2 separate regions of the Homo sapiens genome follow, and region 1 is linked to region 2. A link is a loop called in an ENCODE intact Hi-C map of the cell type or tissue named here. Cell type or tissue: A673. All regions are shown on one strand. Each heading gives the region's core, and the rest is flanking DNA. Links, peaks and the distances in the headings are about the cores only. Region 1 has its middle 210 kb from the start of NUF2. Region 2 has its middle 88 kb from the start of NUF2.

Region 1 (8,345 bases), core at 110-8,109, 120 kb before region 2:
TTAGGCTTGTCCCCACTCTCATTCTGTGGTCATTATTCACTTAATAATTATTCTCACCCTTCACAACTCATCTCCACTGGAACCTTCACCAACCTTCTCAGAAAGTTTCTTCCTCCCCTGTGTGCTCCCAGCGCCTTGTCCAGTGAAACCGATCTCCTTGCTTTAATCATTTTCTTACCTGCATGTTTGCTTCCAGAGGCTGTGACCTTTGGGGTCCAGGAAATGTTTCCTAGTGATATCTGTATTTGCCATCCACGAGGCCCCCATCACACTGAAGACGCATGTTAGAGGCCCAAATTATGCTTGAATGAATCAGTGAATGAGATGAAATGAAAAGAAGAAAAGAAAAAATATTTTAAGGGATAAAATACAGTAGAGTTGTGTAAAAGGGCTATGGGAACTCATACCTGGAGTTACTCACTCTACCTAGAGGAAGTGAGGGAAAGGAATCTCCTTTATGCTTTGAAGGATCATTAAGGATTGTCCTCTATTTCTGGTAGAGGTACATTTAAAAGGGGCAGAAAGCACACCTTAGAGGCTGGCAAAATTCCCTAACAGAGATGGGTTAGATTTCCATTACCCTATCATGGGCTCCTGAGTTCACATCATTAAACAGATTCCTATCTGAATATCTAACCCTACTTTCTTATGCATGTTTGTCTTGTCCTGGGAAAATGCAGGAGTCTGTACTTCTCTAGAAAGGCTATTAAAAACTTCTGAGATTATATAATATTTTACCTTTTGCATCTGGCTTATTTCACTTAGCATAATGTTCTCCAGTTTCATCCATGTTGTCACAAAAAACAGAATCTTCTTTTTTATTAAGGCTGAATAATTGCCCATTTTATATATACAAGTTAAGCATCCCAAATATGAAAACCCAAAATGCTCCAAAGTCCAAAATTTTTGGAGTACCAATATGACATTCAAAGGAAATGCTCATTGGAGCACTCTGGGTTTCAGATTTTCAGATTTGGTATGCTCAACCAGTAAATATAACGCAAATATTTCAAAATCTGAAAGAAAGGTAAAAATCCAAAACACTTCTGGTCCTAAGCATTTTGGATAAGGGATACTTAACTTGTGTATATACATCATAGTTAGGTAGGATTAATGGTCTAGAGATGTAAATGTACAGCCTGATCACTATAGTTGATAATAAGGTATTTTATACTGGAAATTTACTAAGAGAGATTTCAGGTGCTCTCACCACACACACACAAAAGATGATAACTATGTAAGGAGATGAATATGTTAATTAGCATGAGTCTAGTAATCATTTCATTATGCATATGTGTATCAAGACATCATGCTGTACACCATGAATATACACAATTTTTATTTAATAAAAGACAGACAGAAATGGCTGGGAGTGACTTGGGCACAAAAGGAATAGCCAGGCCCTGGTGTCTCTTCCTTTCCATCACTTCTGATGTCAGTCTTGCTTCAGTGCTCCCTCCGCATGCAGGCCTGCTCTTATTTGCAGGTCACAATCTCGTGTTCATAAGATCCAAAGTCCAGAGTAAACCTGGATGGGTACACAGGGCAGCTTTTCATAGTCCCATGTCCCATAGTCTCACCAACTCCCACATAAATGCTCTGGGCTTTCAAGTGCTTTAAAGACTCTCCTGGATTTCCCTGTCATTCTTGCTACAAAATTAAGATTAAGAAAGGGAAGAGAGATGGTAATAATGTCAAGAGTAAGGGCACAAGATTTTCTTTTCTTCATGACCATCTTGTAGGAAATGACTAGTTTTTTAATTGCCCATTAAATATGTGTAATTGGCTACTGATTCATTGAAGGCAAGCAGCTCAAATATTTGCATGCATAGATATTTCCTCAAGATATAAAATGCTATGGTGAATGTAAATCTCTCTACAGATGTGGTGATTCTTCCGTACATTGTGTGAGGCACATAACTTAGGCACAGGCTTTCCCATTGCCACATCTATACCCTTTTCTTGACTTTGGAGAAATACTGGCACTTGAATTGAATTCAGTTCCTGTAGCTTTATTTTAATCACCTTCAACTCTACCCTTATCTTATTTCTTGAAAAAAAATTCTACTTTTCTAACTCTCAGTCAAACAAATTAACAAATTTGTGTGTGTATCCTTTCCAAACCTTGAAGAAACCATTTTAATGTTCAGAAAACTATTTATACTTCTGGTAAAAACAAATATTCTACAATGTTTCCTAGCTGTTTTACAAATCAATTTTGAGGAGTTCTGTTATAGAGACAAGTTATAAATATTGGAGCCTGATGATCATCGTCACAATAAAGAGAATAAATAAATATAAAAGTCAAAAACCCCTGAACAGTGATGCCTCTGAAGATACATATCAGCAGGCAGAACATACTCTTCTTCTTTGAAAGAAAGTAAAACTTAACATGAAGGGGAAACATGAAGAACCTTGGAGAATTTTATGTTAGGACATAAAGAAGCCCTGAGCTACTGTATGGATTCAGGCAGAATAGAAGCAAGAGAAATATTGTTTCTCAATGCACTAGGAGCAAAGGAGGCTAAAGAATAGGACAAGGATGAGAGAGGGATGGATGAGAGGAGCAGATGGAGAAGGAGGAGGAAGAAATGGAGAAGGAGAAGGGGGAGATGGAGAAGAAGGGGAAGGAAGGAAGGAAGGAAGGAAGGAAGGAAGGAAGGAAGGAAGGAAGGGAGGGAGGAAGGGAGGGACGGAGGGAGGGAGGGAGGGTGGGAGGGAATGGAGTGAGTTGTCCACTACATCTGACAGCTTAAATGTATTGGTAAATTAACCCCATGAAGGTTAAGTGAAAGAGAAACCACATTGTCAGAATACTAAGGCAGTTCAAAACTAAAGGAAGAGATAAAAAGGCCCAGGAGCACTAGCAACTAGAGTAGGCCAGAAGAGTTAGGACCCCAGCTCTACAGGGAGCCACTGTCAGAGCAACCATGCTTCTCATCCTTATAATTTCTATCAAAGTTTCAGATTTGAAATAGAGAAGATCTGATTGGCCTGGCTTCGGATTTAAAAGCTTCTGGATCAATAGCTATAGCTAATTTTGCGGGGCAGGGGTAAGAGTAGAGGACAGACGTATATCAAAGCCAGTTAAAAAATACCTTTTTAGAGACAGGGTTTCACCATGTTTTTCAGACTGGTCTCTAACTCCTGACCTCAGGTGATCCACCTGCCTCAGCCTCCCAAAGTGCTGGGATTACAGGCGTGAGCCACTGTGCCTGGCCCATCAGAAGCATTTTGAAGAGCTAACAATATAATGGAGAATAAGCAGACAGAATTTCCGTCCCACAGGAAGTTCAGGGGATCTGTATGGGCAAGGCTGCCACCCAATTAGTGTCTATTACCCTAAGTCAAGAAATATTGTTTCTGAGACTGACACAGGAAAATCTGCAAACCAGAAAGCTGTAGACTTATTTCTGCAGGAATTCTTGACAATAAGTCTTCCACTGAAACCCCCAAACCATGTAGCAGCTTATGGAGGTTTCAGTTTTAAGGAGGTAGGGAGAAGAAAGAGAGAGACAGAGAGACAGATGGAGAACATGGTTGAGAGAAAGAGAAGCCTTATCAAGTTAAGGGAAGATCAACTTTATATTAAACAATGTTAGACACCGATTAGGGTTAATAGAAAGAAGTCCAAATTGTACTCACATTTGTGATAATTACTTAGCATAGTACTTGGTACAGTAGATGCATAAATATTAACTAAATCTGAATTCATGCTTTATTTATTGATAGAAAGTCACAAAATATAGGCATAGTAACAGCCATACAGGCTTTACATACAGGCAGTTTGAACTCTGGTATATCATTGCTATGTAACCCTGGACAAAGAAGTTAGGGTCTTTAAACTGAGGACATTAAGGTATATTGATAGAGTTTCATGAAGGTTAAATAAAATAATGTATATAAAATCATATAGTAAGTGCTCAGTAAATATTCACTCCTCTCTTCATCTTCTTATTAAGTGCATGTTCTTAACATCCAGCATTTGATTTCACTAGAAAGCTTATGTTTTAAAACAAAATCTTAAAAAGTTATTCTTATAAATGTAATGTGCTAGACAGAAACTCTAGGTCTTAACTATGTTTCTAGCAGTTCAATGAGACTGTCCATTAAAGGCTGCCGCTATCACCACCTGGTGGCAGCATACTGTATAATTTTTTTAAATTTAAAAATGACATACTCATACATATTTACAGAGTAAAGTGTGATATTTTGATACCTGTATACAATGCATAATAATCAAATTAGGGTAATTAGCATATTTATCACCTCAAATATTTATCATTTCTTTGTGTTGGGAACGTTCAAAATCCTCTCTTCTAGTTATGTAAAAATATAGAATAAATAATTATTAACTATAGTCATCCTTCAGTGCTATAGAACACTAGAACTTATTTCTCGTATCTGAGTATAATATGTGTTCCTTAACCAACACCTTTCCCTATCCCCTCTTCTTTTCACCCTTCCCAGACTCTAGATATCATTATTCTGCTCTTTACTTCTATGAGGTCTTACTTAGCTTCCACATATGAGTAAGAATACATGGCACTTACCTTTCTGTACCTGCCTTACTTCACTCAACACAATATTCTCTAGACTCATCCATGTTGCTATAAATGAGAGGATTTCATTCTTTTTATAGCTGAATAGTATTCCATTGTGTATTTATACCATGTTTTCTTTATCCATTCATCTGTTGATGGACACTAAGGTTGATCCCATGTCTTGGCTATTATGAATAGTGTTTCAGTAAACATGGGAGTGCATCTATGTCTTTGACACACTGATTTTCTTTACTTTGGATCTATGCCCAGTAATGGGGTTGTTGGATCACATGGTAGTTTGTTTTACTTTTTGAGGAGCCTCCATACTGTTTTCCATAATGGCTATACTAATTTACATTTCCACAAACAGTGTATAGTAGTTTCGTTTTCTCCTCCACATCCTTGCCAGCTTTGTTATTTTTGTCCTTTTGATAATAGCCATTCCAGCTGGGATGAGATGGTATCTCATTTTGGTTTTGATTTGCATTTCCCTGATGATTAGTGATGTTCAGCATTTTTTCCATATACTTCTTGAACATTTGTATGCCTTCTTTTGAGAAATGTCTATTCATATCATTTGCCCATTTTGAATTGCATTGTGTGTGTGTGTGTGTGTGTGTGTGTGTGTTGGCTGTTGAGTTGTTTGAATATTCTGAGTATTGTTCCCTTGTTGGATAAATAATTTGCAAATATTTTCTCCCATTCTGCAGGTTGTCCTTTACCCTGTCAATGTTTCCTTTGCTATGCCAAAGTTTTTTAATTTGATATAATCTCATTTGTCTATTTTGGCTTTTGTTGTCCTTTTTATTGTCTTTTTTAAGGTCTTCTCCATAAAAATATCTGCCTAGACTGATGTCCTGAAGCATTTCTCCTAAGTTTTCTTCTAGTATTTTCATAGTTTGAGATTTAGGTCTTTAATCCATTTTGAATTGACTTTTGGATGTGGTGATAGAGGCCTAGTTTCATTCCTCTGCATATGAATATTTTGGTTTTTCCGGCATTATTCATTAAAGAGAATGTCCTTTCCTCAATGTATGTTCTTCGCATCTTTGTTGAAAATCAGGTGTCTGTAAGTATGTGGATTTATTTCTGGGTTCTCTTTCTGTTCCATTGGTCTATGTGTCTATTTTCATGTCAGTACCATGCTGTTTTGGTTATTATAGCTTTATAATATATTTTGAGGTCAGGTAGTGTGATGCCTACAATGTTATTCTTTTCACTCAGGATTGCTTTAGCAAATTTTCCCTGCTTGCAAGATGACATGATCTTACATAGAGAAAAACTAGACTCCATCAAAAAACTCTTAGAATTGAGAAACAAATTTAGTAAAGTTGCAGGATACAAAATCAACATGCAAAAAAAAAAAAAACCATACCATTTCTATATACCAATAATTAACTAGCTGGAAGAAATTTTTATTATTTCATTATGTATATTCATCGCTCAAAATATTCTACAAAAATCAAGAAAGCAATCCCATTTATAATAGCCACAAAAATAATAAAATTTCTAAAAATAAATTAACCAAGGAGGTGAAAGATCCCTATAAAAAAAAATATAAAATTCTGATGAAAGAAATTGAAGAGGACACAAAACAATGGAAGGACATCCCATGTTTATGAGTTTGAAAGAATTAATATTGTTAAAATCATTGTACTGCCCAAAGGAATCTACAGATCTAATGCAATATCTATCAAAATACAAATGACATTCTTCACAAAAATATAAAAAATTCTAAAATGTATATGGAACCACAAAAGACCGCAAATAGCCCAAAGCAATCTTGTATATTTTTGGGTGACAACTATATATAATGAAATCCTAAACATTCCTTAGAGTCTTACATATTACACATATGGGAAAAGTTTAGACAACAACTGTTTGTACAACACATTTTCCTATAACCAATATGTGGTGACACTTTGGTATGTTATGAAGATACCTGAAGCAGTAATCTGGATTTTCAAAATTTACTGATGTCTATCTTTAATGCCATCAGCTTAATACCATTCTCCTTCTATATCCCTCAATACCCCTGTTGCAGCCTGAATTCAAAAGCTTAGGCATTGCTCTGAAGAGTTACGTAAAAATAAAGCAGATCATGACATCAAAAGCATACACAAAAAAGAGAAACAATAAATACATTGGACATCATCAAAATTAAAAACCCTTATGTTCCAAAGGATATTATCAAGAAAGAGAAAAGACAATCCACAGAATGAGAGAGCATTTTTGCAAATCATATATCTGACAAGGGACTTGTATCTAGAATATATAAAAGACTCCTACAACTCAATAAAAAGACCAATCACCCAATAAAAATGGTCAAGAGATCTAAATAGATATTTCTCTAAAGAATATATTCACAAAGCCAAAAAACACATACAAAGTGTTCAGCATTAGCCATCACAGAAATGCAAACTAAAATCATAATGAGATACCATTGCACACACACTAGGATGGCTATAATAAAAAAAGACAGTGAACAACAAATGTTGGCAAAGATTTGGAGAAATTAGCACCCTTATACACTATTGAGAGAAATGTAAAATGGTGCAGCTACTTTGGAAAACAGTCTGGCAGTTTGTCAAAGGATTAACCCGAGGTTATCATATGACCCATCAATGCTACTCCTAGGTATAATCTAAGAGAAGTGAAAACATAAACCCACACAAAAACTCGTACATGAATCTTCATAAGAGCATTATTTGGCTCTTTTCATGCCAAAAAGTGAAAACAACCTCAAATGTCCCTCAATTAATACTTAAGGTGGAATATTACTCATCAATAAAAAGAATAAAGTACCAATACATGCAACATCATGGCTGAACCTTGAAAATACTATGCAAAGTGAAAGAAGCCAGTCACAGAACCACATATTATGTAATTTTATTTATATGAAATACTCAGAACAGGAAAGTCCATAGAAACAGAATGTAAATTGCATTTGCCTGGGGCTGGAGGGGTATGCTGAAGCTGGGAAGTAATGGTTAAGGGAAATGGGGTTTCTTTCTGGGGCAATGAACACATTCTAAAATTGATTGTGGTGATGGTTGCACAACTCTGTGAATATATAAAAAGCCTTTATATATTTATAGGTGAACTGTATGACATATTAAATGGGTGAATTGCATGATATTTTAACTATATCTCAAAAAGTTGTTAAAAAGTAAAAAACAAAGCATGTCCGAAATGGTGATGGAGAAGAGGTTCATCATTTCTCCCCTATGCACACAAAAGTTTCTTCATGTTCTTTTCAGAACTAAAAATTTCAATCTAACATTGGAGGCTAGTCTTTTATAGAAGTTAAAATATTTCTATAGAAGCTAAAATATTTTACATAAACTAATTTGGAGCTTTGGAAACATTTTTTTTTCCTGATTTTATTTTACCATAAAAGAGTATTCTCTTCTGGCTTCAGTGGTGCTCATCAAAATGGGAAAATAACACAATTTTACATTTAACTGTAACAAGATTCACTTTAGATATCTAGAGCAGAGCTAATCTCACCACCAGAAGTCACTGATGTTGGCTGGCATCGCATTACTGATTTTATGATCTGACCCATGGTCACAATCCCTTCCGCAACACACACACACACACACACACACACTCACATTTATGTATGCAGACAATACCACAACTCTGGTTGTGACATGGAACATCTTAGGGAACCTTGTCTGCAGTGCCAAGGCAGGCCCCAGCTAGGCTCGCTTATGCATCTGTTTAGTTTTGACTTCTTATAATCCTAAAAACAATATTTCTGGATTTCTATAGCTCATTGAAACGAATCACAGAATC
Region 2 (8,345 bases), core at 22-8,021:
TTCTGCCCTATCTACACACACACAGAGTGTCATGGCTAGGTGAGACCACTTTGTTTAGTTATTACTTCCTGATGTCATGATGAAGAGTAGAGGGTAAAAAGGGTTTCTTATTTGTATATCTGAGAAAGTGATGACAAGATACTTCCTAAGCACATGCATTCAACAAATTTGGATGGCCTCCTGTGACGGACACCTTGCTGGGCTCCAGGAAATGTAGTGGCTATAGAGAGGAAGAACATTCTTTCATTCCTTGATCCTCTACAAATGCATATTGATGGAATGGATTCAGAGCTGGGCAAGGAAATCTCTCTACCACTCCCACTCAAGTAAAGAATTTCTACATTTTAATAACAGTATCAGAGATTTATAGTTTTCCAAGCAAGTCGACATGTAGTACTTCATTTACCTGCCCCACCCCTGCCGCAGTATGCATTCAGCTTAGCTCCTGTCTCCCCACCTTCCCCACTCCACACACATCGTGACTGAGCACTTGTCAAGGATACAGTTTCCAGGGATATGTTAGCAAGAGAACCTTCCACAAGCAAGCAAGAAGCTTTACAAGAAATTTCAGGTTTCTCTATGAGTTTCTAGAAACAATTTCTAAATGTGTTTCTCATTTAAAAGTAACACAACTGTGTAATAATGACCCAATAAATGTATCTTTATCAGCTGAATTACAATGGAGAGATCTTAGCTTGTTGTGCTTCTCCTGATCTTGATTTGTTCGTTTGTTTGTTCGTTTGTTTGTTTGTTTGTTTTGAGACAGGGTCTGGCTCTGTCACCCAGGCTGGAGTGCAGTGTCGCAGTCTCGGCTCACTGCAACCTCTGCCTCCCAGACTGAAACCATCCTCCCACCTCAGCCTCCTGAGTAGCTGGGACTACACGTGCACACCACTACACCCAGCTAATTTTTGAATTTTTGGTAGAGACAGGGTTTTGCCATGCTGCCCAGGCTGGTCTCAAACTCCCAGGTTCAAGAAATCCTCCCACTTTGTCCTCCCAAAGTGCTGGGATAACAGGCTTGAGCCACTGTGCCTGGCCTCTGATCTTGATTTTAAAACTGCACTTTTTGGACTGTTACAGAACAAACAAAAATTCTAATTTATGTGTTACAATACATGGATAATCTTATTATATCTTGTTTCAAGGCGTATGTTTTCATTTCTGGAAGGTAGAGGGGTGCATGCCTCCCATAGTCTCCCTTTATCACCTAATGGGCCATCTTCTCCTCCTTCCTCCTTGTCCAGAGTTGGGGCAAAGCAATGACTCCTGTGCTGTTCTGTTCTAAAGCTGGAGAGGAGTGCTTGGATGACAGCAGATAATGTCTGCCCTAGCCAGCCCACTCATAAGGCCTGAGTCAACTGGCTGCCCATTATGGCCAAAAAAAAAAGACTCTCCGCATTGTCCTGACCTTCAATCCTCCTCCTCCTCACATTGAGTAGAGGGGAGACTGCTGACCTCTTGTGGGCTGTAGGTCTCAATTCCCAGTTCACAAGAAATAGAAATAAATAGTATGTATTGGCTTTATAATTTACAATATTATTATGAAAATGTTAGAGCTGGCCTTATCATTTCCATTTTACAGATGAGGAAGTTGAGTCCCATAGGAGTTAAGTATAGTGGTACAAAATTGCCCACAGCTGGTGGAGCGCTTTGCCAAACCCAGCTTTTCTGCCTGTATGTCCAGTGTGCTCCCCAACACTCTGTGTTTCCTCTGCAAAGCAGTGCTGAGCAGACACGTGTCTAAGGATGTTTGTATGTTTTACAAAGTACCAACATGGTTTAATGTTCCCTAACTCCTTTATTTCTGCAATCTCTAGCCCAGAATAATGTTCCTGGTTAAGTGTAGTCTTTTCCTCCTGTCTTGTTCTTAACATGCAAATATTCCTGGAATAGCATTAAGTCACTTGAGTGAACCATGTAATAAAGGAAACAAACCCAGACTTTGGAGCCTAACACACCCAGTTCAAATCCCAGCTTGGCCACCTATGGGCTATATGGCTAGCGGCAAGTTATTTAATATTTCTAAGAATTAAATTATTTATCTATATAATGGGAATATTAGATTTACAGCACAGTTTTAACAAAAATTTTAGATAATACATGTAAAGTACCTGACACATAGTACACAATCAATGAATCATGCACTTTTTGAGCATATATACTTAAATATGACATGTAGAGCCTGACAGCTTAGATTGGACTCTGCTCTGCCACTCACTAACTCTGTTAACTTAGAAAAAGTAACTGCTCTGTACATGAGTTTTCAAATTTATGAAACGATGTCATAATATTATCAGGATTATCCTAAGGATTAAATGCATTCATACATTTAAAACTGTGTCCAGAGCATTAAAAAGCATAGCTACATTATTACTATAATTATCATCATTACATCCTCAGTGCGGATGAGTTCCTATTCTTCAACTCTAAAATGGAGATATTAAGACAAAATGATCTTTGTCTAGACAAAGTGATCCCTTCTAGCATTGGCATCCTATGATTACAGGACTTCCTCTTGGCAGAGTGGGACAGAGTACCCAGAAGAGAGGAGAACATTGTGGAGGGAAGGAAAAACAAGAGGAAGGTGAAAGAAGTCCACAAAAATAAATTCTGCAGCTTCACATGCTGTTGCTCAGAGGATGCCCTCACTGATGGCTGCTGAAGCCCTCTCCACATGAGATCACAGTCAAGTTAATGGTTATTTCCATCTCCTCCTAAAGCCATTCCATGGGTCCCCTCTATCTCACTGAGGAATGCCTGGTAATTCCACCTGGTACCTCCACATCCATCCACCTCTCTGGTCCTGAACTACACCCTCCCCAGCACGCACTGATGTTAATTTCCACCCCTGAGGACACATGCTTTCATCCCTTGTGTGTGCAGCATGAAAAGTGAGAACTGCTAGGCCCTTGGAACAGAGTGGAGAAAGAATAGGGATGCTCAGGTGGGCCCTGACCCTCAACTAGGCTCAGAGCTCCTGAAGTGCTTCTACACTGCACAGACATGAGGCCTGAGGAGTGTGTGCGTGTGTGTGTCTACATTTCACAGAGGCAGTAGGAAGCAATACTTACCCACCCACCTTCTCTGCATAAAGGGGCACCCTGGTGTCCTTCATGTTCAGAGAGCAGACTGAATGAGGGAGGTCACAGTTGAAATGGGTTTCAGGGCCAAATTATTGTCCTTCCAGACATTAGTTTGCAGTGCAGAGCCAATCTGAAAATGTGGCATGATCAGCAGTCTTGCCTGAGGAGAGACCATGACCTGTGGAAAGGGATGTCATAAATCAAGGCTCAGTTGCCCTGAGTAGGGAGCCCTGGCTGAAGCAGCCCAGGCAGCTGTGAGGCAGGATTGAGATGCATTGGCAGAGCTGTGACGGTGACCCCCAGACTGAAATAATTGGGGTTGGGGGAGGTGCACCCTGGGTCAGACTGAGGGGCACCGGAAGAATGTATGGGAGAAGAAAGCTTTCAAAAGACCTGCCCAGACATGAGAGGCTTTGGTCAGAGTAATTATCTGCCATGTTCATACGCACTAAATTCACTTTTAAAGGAGAAACGCACGCTCCCACAAATACACGGGCACAAAAGGAAAGAAAACCCTTCTGGAAGAAAACGAAGTACTGTAGAGCAAAAACAATAGACCCCAGAGGGAAAAGGTGATTGAAACTTAAAGAACTTTCATTTCAAGGCAAACAGTGCCCTCTAGAGGTGTGAACGCTAGATGCAGGCAAAGTTGAACAAAAGAAGTTCAGTGAAATGAAGTGCTGGAGATGATCCTTCGGCTTTAAATGTTATTGGAGATTTTGTTCCAGGTTAAGGGAGCAGGGAGGAGGACCCTAACCATTTCCTACTTCCGAATGCATGTCCATGAGCCTGTCATTCTCGTGCCTTCCTCAAAAGACCGGGATAACTCCAGGCACCGCAAAGAGACATTTTGCCAAACACAATTTCAAGTAAAATGCTGTTAGAGCAAATGTCGTATTTCGGTCTGTGGCACTAGAAGCGAGGAATTTTCATAGAGAGTGTCATAAAGAGGAAAATGTAGTATAATTTGGGTGGGTGGGAGAGGGCAGGGGGTATAAAATAGATTTTTCGAGAGCCTGTATCTTGAGTGATTAGATCAATAAAACTCCCTCCAGAAGTCACTGCTTTCAAAAGCATGACACCAAAATATAGAGTCCTGGTAAGGAGAATTTCAAAGGCAGAATGTTTTAGTCAAAGAGTCTCCACTATGGGTCCCTCATGAACCCTTGGGCCACTCTAAATCCTCCTTTTGTGAGTCCCCACATGCCCTCGACTTTGATACCATCATCCTCATCTCTCCCTTCTTCTCTTCCACTGCTTTCCACAGTTCCTCACCAGCCCACAGGACAGCATAGCAGAGTGAAAAGACCGCAAGCTTTGAAGCTAAACAGATGTGGACTCCAAGTTCAAAACCATTGACTTCAGGCCATATACACAGGGATCTGAGCCTCTTCTGCATCCTCATCTGTAAGATGTTACTGGTAACAGCCTTCTCACCGTGTCGGTGGGAGGAGGGACTGGCATAATAAGGTGAGTTGTCTACACTGTAAGGGCACAGAGCTGGAGTTCAACAAAAATTCATGACCTCCCCTTTCTCTCTTCCCTGTCACCGCTGAGTAACACCAGAGGCTTCAGCCTGAGCTTTCTGTCTCTATTTTCTTCTTTCCCAGTCCACACTGCACATCAAGAACTACGGAACAAAATTCCTGACTCACTATTTCATCAGGCCATCCCTTATTCCACCACCATCATCTGCATGATAAATCCAAACCCTCAAGCATCCAATTTATCCCCTTCAATTCATGCCCAATTTATCTTCACACCTGATATCTCACTGCTGCTCACTGCTAACCTTCTAACATGGGCTGCCATCTACTTGCCACCCCAAATGCACTACTCATGACTTTCCCTTTACTGCCTCCATTTGGGAAGCTACTTGCCCCCACTCACACCTTGCCCCTCTCCAAAAATCCATATTCTCACCATCCTTCTGGGACAAACTCAAATCCCATCTTCTCGAGTTTTCTCTGGCTATTCCCTGGTGACCTCTGGACCCTTTGCGATTCTAGAACACATTGTGGCTACAGTTTTAGCCTCATTAATATGAAAATGAATACTATATGCTTGGTAAGAAGTATGCACACGTGCAAGTATTGACATGGAAAGATTTTTCTAACATCTTGATGACTTCAAGAGTTAAAAACAACATGCGCTTTCCGAGCCATTTCTGTTTTTTAAAAAGCGTGTGTGTGCGTGTGTGCGTGCGTGTGTGTGGGTGTGTGCATGTGCGTGCACGTCTGGGTGCATGTGCAGGTCTGCGCGTGCGTGTGTGTGCGCGTGTGCGCGCACGTGTGCGTGCTGTGTGTGTGCGTGTGGGTGTGTGCGCACCTGGGCGTGTGTGTGCATGCACGTGTGTGCACTTGTGCGTGTGTGTACACATGTGCATGTGTGTGCACACGTGTGTGTGCGTGTGTGTGTGTAAGAGTGTGTGTGCACCTAGACATATAAATGCACAAGGATGCCAGGGAACTTTTCACTTTCTATGTTATACATTCTGTATTGTTTCAGTTTTTCTGCTGAGCATGTATACAGTTTTACATTTTAAAAACTTTTATTTTTAATGTTTTTTTTTATTATTTTTTGTAGAGGTGAGGTCAGGAACTCAGGAATGTCAAGAATGTCATTGCTTTCCAAAATCAGAGGTTAGGTCTCACTCTGTTGCCCTGGCTAGCCTTGCCCTGCCCTTGAGCTAGACCTCCCCAGCTCAAGCTAGCCTCTTGCCTTGGTCTTCCAAAGTGCTAGGATTACAGGCGTGAGCCACTGCACCAAACCTAAAAAACATTTTTCAAATAACTCAACCCACATTCATTGAGCACCTACTTGTGGCAAGCACTGACCTAGGTGCTGGGCATTTTCCAAGGTGGTCCCTACTTCCTGCAGAGTTGAGAGTCCACTGGGAGAGAAGCCAGCAGAACACCTTGGTGGGGATGTGCAAAGTGATGTGAAACAGTGAGACAGTGCAGGGGGATTCAGAGGAGCGGGAGGCCAGCTCTGTCCAGGGAAGTCAGTCAGGGCTGAGCAAGAGAAGATCACATTGGAGTCATAACAGGAGGATGAGTGGATGTCCATGAAGTGGAGAAGAAAGAATCAGGCATTCTTGCTGGGAGGGAGGAACGTGCACACGAAAACAAACAAGCATTTGAGTGCTTGTCTTGTCTAGAAAGTAGCAAGTAATTTTTGGTGGACAGAGAATCGCATACAGGGTATGGAGACAGGAGATAAGGCTACAAAGAAGGGTTGGGGTCTTATGGTGAAGATACTTGTGTGATGAGATTGGAAATTCATTCTTTACACAACAGGGAACCCAGAGGGTTTTAGGTATAGGCATAGTATGATCATTTACTTCCTGGTATTGTTCTTTAATTATTTCAGGTTTATAATATATTTTCTATGGCTATTGCACATATCTTGGACCCCTCCCTTTATGGAGTTCAAAGTTCTCCAGGAGAGCAACAGAGGCAGCTGGGAACTTGTTCCCAGCCAGAGTCCTGCCATAACTGAAGCACATTTTTCATGATTCTGACTAGGATGTAAAAACAGTGTCTATCCCAGGTATAATGTTCTTGGTGTAGCCCTGGCCCAGGGACATAGCATCTCATTTCTCAGAGTTACTCTCTGAGGGATCAACACAATAGACTTTGCTACACGCCCCCCTTCCCCCTCTTCTGCCCCCAACCCCGGCCTGCACACCCAGCTTCCACAGGGAGGCCTTGCACAGGCAGAGCCCATCCTCCACGGCTGCTTTTGTGAAGGTGCTGAAGGGACGGCTGCTTGGCCCAGGGAGTATCCACATGGCTCCCGATGATAACACCTCAAGCAGGAGAAAAGAAAAACGGTTTTCCGCTGATGGCAGTGTGTACAGCTGGCTGAGCTGTTTGGCACAGTCTCTGCAGCTGTGTATTCATGATGCTATATTTAAGCCAAAAAAAAAAAATCTCTGAATTATATAATTAATACAAGCTGAAATTTGGTTGACCATTTAAGTGTTTGTTTGCTTCTCCCTGCCAAATATCAGCTTCATGAGGGAGAAAGTTGGGCCTCAGGCAGGAGTCCCCCTAAAAGTTTAAACCCCCACTGTGCAGAAAAACAGGCACAGATTCTGCCACATGTGGTGCCACTTGGCTGAGTTTCCCAATGGTTCAAATGATTTCTATGGCAAACCCTCCTGGTGGATGGAAGGAAAACAGAAGCACTGTTTCTCATTCTAGGCAGGAAGCAGGTGATACAGGGCAAGCACAGGAGTGAAGAGGCTGGAAGAGTGGACCTATTCAGACCTATTTCAGGTAAGGTGGATTTCGATGAGAAATGGAGATCACCATGCTGATGCTGTCGGAAAACTACACCTACCCAACACAGAGTGCCTCCCGCTGCTCCAAGGCCCATACTACCTACAGCTTAATCTGAGCCAGACGTGCCCACAAACACGTTCTTCCTCCTTCCTTGGGGCCCAGTATTTGTCCGTGGAGGACATACTTATGGATAAAGGCTTTAGACTGCCCCTGTGAAGAAAGCTGGGAGTCTAATTAGACTTTTTTCCCTGCTTAGGTTTTAAAGGCACAGTGAGGTGAACCCGGGAAATTTGAACCCAAGTTTGGCAGAAATTAAGTCAGTCTGGTGCTTCCAACTAACTCCTTTCTCTTAAAAGTCATGGTAAGACTGAACAGAATTAAGATGGTTCTGGGCCAGGGGCCTCAGGAATGTCATTGCTTTCTAAAATCAGAGACACTCACACCCTGAGGTCCTGAGAGAAAGTGCACTATGGATCAGTGGGTTTGGCTCCTAAAATCAATGCTATGAAGGCTGGGTGGTCAGTCAAGCAGCACTTCATCCTGAGTCCCCTACCATGAATAGTTTCAGACAGAAACAGGCCATGAGGTCTGATGTTTATCCTACTCCTTCTAATTCCCAAGTCCTGGTGTCTGATTTCTCCACTCTCCAGACCACTGAAACGAACAATGGAGCAAGCGAGAGGTCCCTACAACCAGGTCTACTCTGTGTGAAAGTGGGATGGTGGGAGAGAAAGGCAGAGAAACAAAAAAGGAAAATGAACTTCTAATACACGATGACTCCACAAATATAGACTAACTGGGGAGCCAGTCAATCAGGCCTCCTTCCACTCTGCTGTCCAATTATACTATTGCTTTAGTTTTTTAAAGCTTTCCAAAAACTTTTTAGATTGTTAGAACTAGAAAAGAGCTCAGAGACAAATTGGTGGAACTAATCAATTTTACAGAAGTAGACAATCAAAACTACTGTGGG

The links. Hi-C counts contacts between places; a loop is a spot of excess contacts. Peaks named below come from ENCODE experiments on the same cell type or tissue, not always from the same donor. Only the 100,000 strongest peaks of a DNase experiment are listed, where the experiment ranks them.
Region 1: it touches region 2 in a loop (2.9-fold over the local background); 25 of 110 quality-filtered maps call a loop at or near these places.

The regions. Positions count from the first base shown.
Region 1 is chr1:163,524,709-163,533,053 of GRCh38, reverse strand. No RefSeq gene overlaps it. Among named protein-coding and RNA genes, the nearest start is that of NUF2, 210 kb to the right of the region's middle. In A673, for the core only: a CTCF peak has its summit at 4,149; a DNase peak (open chromatin) is centred at 4,113; H3K27ac peaks cover 1,010 bases.
Region 2 is chr1:163,405,522-163,413,866 of GRCh38, reverse strand. No RefSeq gene overlaps it. Among named protein-coding and RNA genes, the nearest start is that of NUF2, 88 kb to the right of the region's middle. In A673, for the core only: CTCF peaks have their summits at 1,505 (motif pointing left) and 3,713 (motif pointing left); a DNase peak (open chromatin) is centred at 3,676; H3K27ac peaks cover 764 bases.